Regions from separate parts of the Homo sapiens genome. Here region 2 is linked to region 1. Evidence: read pairs that join two places in POLR2A ChIA-PET (ENCODE). Cell type or tissue: HepG2. All regions are shown on one strand.

Region 1 (2,500 bases):
TTTAAATCATTCACAATGGCCAGAGCTGCAGCAGCTATCTTGTAGCCATGAGGCAAAGGCCACAAAGATTATAGAAATGTTGGTCCTGTTGATACTGAGCTGCTAAACAGACACCACCTACTTACATATTTCTTGTGATGTGAGAAAAATCCTTACTTGTTTAGGACATTGTAGTTGAAGTTTTTCTAATTTGTAGTTGAACATGCTCATAGCAGATAAGTTCATTCAATCCAAACCTCAACCTATACAAGGTGGAGGAGAAGGGGGAGAAATGCAGCCGAGGGTAAAGCACTATTCCCAAAGCACTGGGAAATCCAATGGCCTCGCTAGTGAGGTGCAACAACAGCAAGTCACTACGTAAAGAGAAAAGGTGGCTGTGTAGGAAAGGAATGGGATAACTACTGAGTCCCTGCCTGTACAAAAATGGCATCAGAAACTCCATATGGTAACATTCTAGGATGAATAAAGCCCATGTATGTGTGTGTGTGATAAAACAATCACTTTTTTTTTTTTTTTGAGACAGAATTTCACTCTTGTTGCCCAGGCTGGAGTGTAATGGCAAGATCTCGGCTCACTGCAACCTCCGCCTCCCGGGTTCAAGCAATTCTCCTGTCTCAGCCTCCCGAGTAGATGGGATTACAGGCATGCGCCACCACACCTGGCTAATTTTGTATTTTTAGTAGAGATGGGGTTTCTCCATGTTGGTCAGGCTGGTCTCGAACTCCTGACCTCAGGTGATCCGCCTGCCTCGGCCTCCTAAAGTGCTGGGATTACAGGCATGAGCCACCGAGCCTGGCCTAAAACAGTCACTTTTATAATGGCTTCACTGACACTTGGTTAAATACTGATGTGTTAGCCACAGATGAGCATTGTGGATACTGGGTGGTGAATTATTAATGCAAATTTTCCATAGGAAGTCAACTGGGAATGTGTTTCCATTAAAATCAAGACGAAAATTAATTTAGAGGTCGCTCATTCTCAGCACACATATGGTTTTTTATATATATATATATGTAAATATATACTTTCTTCCTGTATTGGCCATACGCTGGGGAGAAATCCAGCCAAACCCACTTGAAGGAGGAAGAAAATTTAATTTATGCAGCACCTAACATGTCATAGATTGAACTCAGCTAGAAAGGAAACATCTTCAATGAGGCCCTTTAGTAATTCAGCATGAACAATCAAATGAGTCAGAAAGGCAAGTCACTGAAGTTCAGGGTGCAGAGGCAGGGTGAATGTGTTCTAGCTAGCTCACCTTGGAACAATGAGGACAATGCCAGGATTCAGGGCCTCAATCTACAACCTTGTGCTCTGGTTTTTCTTAGTATATAGTTTGGCCAATATGTTACTGAGGTAATAGAGACATACACCGAAGATACAAACAAGGTCATTTTCCTGCTACAAAATCCCTGTTGATGGATTCATTTGGATGAATCCATCGAGGAAAGAGGTTTGAGGCCTTCCCTGGTAAAAGGAAGATTGAGAAATAGACAAATAAAAGAGGTGGAGAAATTGCAAAGGGCGAGAGACGGACTGACCTCAGTAGCTTTCTGGCTGAGTCCCCGAAGCAGCAGCACAACCACATGTATGGCAGCTCTGCGTACTTGAACTTCACCATCTGTTTTGGCCACAGCAATCAGGCAAGCTGTTACCTAGGAGGATGAAGGAAGATGAAGTTGATAAGAATCAGAGTTGCACAATTACCTATAACCTTTCAACTGTGTTCCACTTACTACACATTCATCAAGAGCAATCTGGCTTAGAGAGGGCTGGATAGTTGCTTAATCCTCAACAAAGAGGGTGAGATCTAGTGGGAGAGATCTTGATGCAGTCTGACTTTTCTGGTAGAGGGCAAAATCCAGTTTGGAATTCAAGAACGAGATTAGAGAGTGGGAAGGAATATGTGTACTGTATATTATATGCATTTTGTAAAAGGTAAGGTCAAATGCTAATATTTCCACAAAAGTGAGAACTGTTAATTGTCCCCCTTTAAGAACATCAAATCAAAGGAAAAAAGATGGTCCCAACCATAGCTGCTTCTAGAGACTGAGGATCATGGGGATTTAGCTAAGGAGACTTCAGAGTTCACAGCCTGGCATGAATGTGAATGTACCATTGATGAAAGTTTCAGCCTAGGGAATAAAGAGTTACAGAAATATTCTAACTGATCTTCTTCAGCATGTCCAGATATTCCAGTCCTACAAATGTAGTGTACACCGGATGTGAGTCAGCAGGGGTCACTTTCAGAGACTTCCTGAATATGGAATAGGACTTTCTGTGCTCAATTACTTTACGTATTTTTTCTGTTTTGTTTTGTTTTGTTTGAGACAGGGTCTCACTCTGTCACCCAGGCTGGAGTGCAGTGGTGCAATCAGGGCTCACTGCAGCCTTGACCTCCTGGGCACAAGTGACCCTCCCACCTCAGCCTCCCAAGTAGCTAGGACTACAGGTGTGCGCCACCATGCCTGGCTAATTTGATTATTTTTTGTAGAGATGA
Region 2 (2,500 bases), 98 kb after region 1:
CTCTTTGGAGCTTGCCCCTCCCCTTCTTAGAATTCCTTCTTACTCTCTTGCTCTAAGCTAACTCTCTTTTTCCAAAACTCCTCAGCTAGGCTGGCATGCTGACAATTTAAGTAAAAAACACGTAAAAACTAGCAGATATTTTAAAAAATATTATTTTGACCTTCGTGCTGTTTCTTAAAAGCAAAAAATAAAATTCTCATATAAAAGACCCCCTTTCCATACTAAAAGGAATGAGGAGATTCTTATCTTAAAGGGCAAAAAATTGAGACCAAGACAATACTTTACAGACACTGTTAAAAAAAAAATATCTTGGCCGGGTGCGGTGGCTCACGCCTGTAATCCCAGCACTTTGGGAGGCCAAGGAGGGCAGATCACGAGGTAAGGAGATTGAGACCATCCTGGCTGACATGGTGAAACCCCATCTCTACTAAAAAACACAAAAAATTAGCCAGTGCGTGGTGGCAGGCACCTGTAGTCCCAGCTACTCGGGAGGCTGAGGCAGGAGAATGGTGTGAACCCAGGAGGCGGAGCTTGCAGGGAGCCAAGACTGCGCCACTGCACTCCAGCCTGGGTGACAGAGCGAGACTCTGTCTCAAAAAAAAAAAAAAAAAATTCTCAGATTCAGGTTGCAGTGAGCTTTAATCATGCCACTGCATTCCAGCCTGGGTGACAAGGTAAGACCCTGTCTCAAAAAATAAAAATAATAAAATAAAATAAAGAAAAAAAAGAAAAAAAGAGAAATAAAAAATAAAAATAAGAATATAAATATAAATAAGGCCAGGCATAGTGGCTCACACCTGTAATCCCAGCCCTTTGGGAGACTGAGGCAGGCTGATTGCTTGAGCCCAGGAGTTTGAAACCAGTCTGGGCAACATGGCACAATCCTGTCTCTACAAAAAACACAAAAATTAGCTGGGTGTGGTGGCATATGCCCGTAGTCCCAGCTACTCGGGAGTCTAAGGTGGGAGGACTGCTTGAACTCCAGGAGGTGGAGGTTCCAGTGAGCTGACATTGTGCCACTGCACTTCAGCCTGGGTGACAGTCAGACCCTGTCTCAAAAAAAAAAAAAAAAATTAAAAATTAAATAAATGAAATAAAATTTCTCAGATTCATATTTCAGAGGCTTGACTTTTGCAGTATCTTGCTACTTGTGATTTATAGGTCATACATCACTGCATTTAGCATTTTCTCCCCTTAAAAAGGCCTGAGATGATAACTCTCTCCTTCAACTTTGTCATCAGCTCCTGAACTTTTTCTCCAGTTCTAACTCTGCCATTATGGCCTGACATGAAAGTGTTTATCTTAATGGCCTAAAAAAGCAATGTTTTCCTCCAATATAATTTGATTCTGTATTCCTCACTTTCCTTGATGTATCTAAATTGTTACTCTTATAACCTAGACCCATTCTTCCTATGTCAGATTAAATTCAAACAATCTTTTCATCAGGTTTGATTTCCATGTTATCTAAATGAGATTCCCTTTAGAAAAAACAATCACACTGTAAGAGGTTTTTCTTTACCTTTTCGGTAAAGAAAAAGACTTTACATTTTACCATGATAATTTTCTGCATTGCCTTATGTTTTTGATCACTTTTAAAAAACTGAGCTTTAAAAGGATTAAGGTTTTAACATCCATGTAACTTTTTTTTTTTTTGAGATGGAGTTTTGCTCTTGTCGCCCAGGCTGGAGTGCAGTGGCATGATCTCGGCTCAATGCAACCTCTGCCTCCCGGGTTCAAGAGATTCTCCTGCCTCAGCTTCCCAAGTAGCTGGGATTACCTGCCACCACGTCCAGCTAACTTGTATTTTTAGTAGAGATGGGGTTTCGCCATGTTGGCCAGGCTGGTCTTGAAATCCTTACCTCAGGTGATCCACCTGCCTCGGCCTCTCAAAGTGCTGGGATTACAGGTGTGAGCCACCGTGCCTGGCTCTACATTACTTTTAAAGTCTTTTGATTATCACGCTGGTTAAATAAATGGCTATAATTTTACAGTAACCTGTAATTCTGTTTTTTTTCCCCCTAAGAGATGGGGGGTCTTCCTATGTTGCCCAGGTTGGCCCCAAACTCCTGGGCTCAAGAAATCCTCCCACTTCAGCCTCCCAAGTGGCTGCAACTACAGGCACATGCCACTATGCCCAACTGTAATTCTGTTTTCATCAAATATTTTCAGCCTTTTAATATCTTTGAGAAACTTCCCCAAAATCAAACCTAAGTTGTCTTTTTTTTTCCCTCAGAGACAGTCTTGCTCTGTCACCCAGGCTGTAGTGCAGTGGTGCAATCTTGGCTCACTGACGCTTCCACCTCCCAGGTTCAAGTGATTCTCCCACCTCAGCCTCCCAAGTAGCTGGGACTACAGGAATGCACCACTGTGCCTGGCTAATTTTTGTATTTTTTGGTAGAGATGGGGTTTTCACCATATTGGCCAGGCTGGTCTCAAACTCCTGTCCTCAAGTGATCCACCCACCTCGTCCTCCCAAAGTGCTGGGATTACAGGTATGAGC

What was found. Peaks named below come from ENCODE experiments on the same cell type or tissue, not always from the same donor. Only the 100,000 strongest peaks of a DNase experiment are listed, where the experiment ranks them.
Region 2: POLR2A ChIA-PET joins it to region 1 with 5 read pairs; 3 of 35 experiments call an interaction of 5 or more read pairs at or near these places.

What each region holds. Positions count from the first base shown.
Region 1 is chr16:69,039,463-69,041,962 of GRCh38, reverse strand. It overlaps TANGO6 (transport and golgi organization 6 homolog), which reads right to left. Exons shown (of 18, transcript NM_024562.2): 17 at 1,542-1,655. Among named protein-coding and RNA genes, the nearest start is that of HAS3, 65 kb to the left of the region's middle. In HepG2, no CTCF peak of the experiment used is centred here; DNase peaks (open chromatin) are centred at 1,232, 1,642 and 2,222.
Region 2 is chr16:68,941,476-68,943,975 of GRCh38, reverse strand. The region is part of intron 14 of TANGO6 (transport and golgi organization 6 homolog); the gene reads right to left. Among named protein-coding and RNA genes, the nearest start is that of TANGO6, 99 kb to the right of the region's middle. In HepG2, no CTCF peak of the experiment used is centred here; no DNase peak of the experiment used is centred here.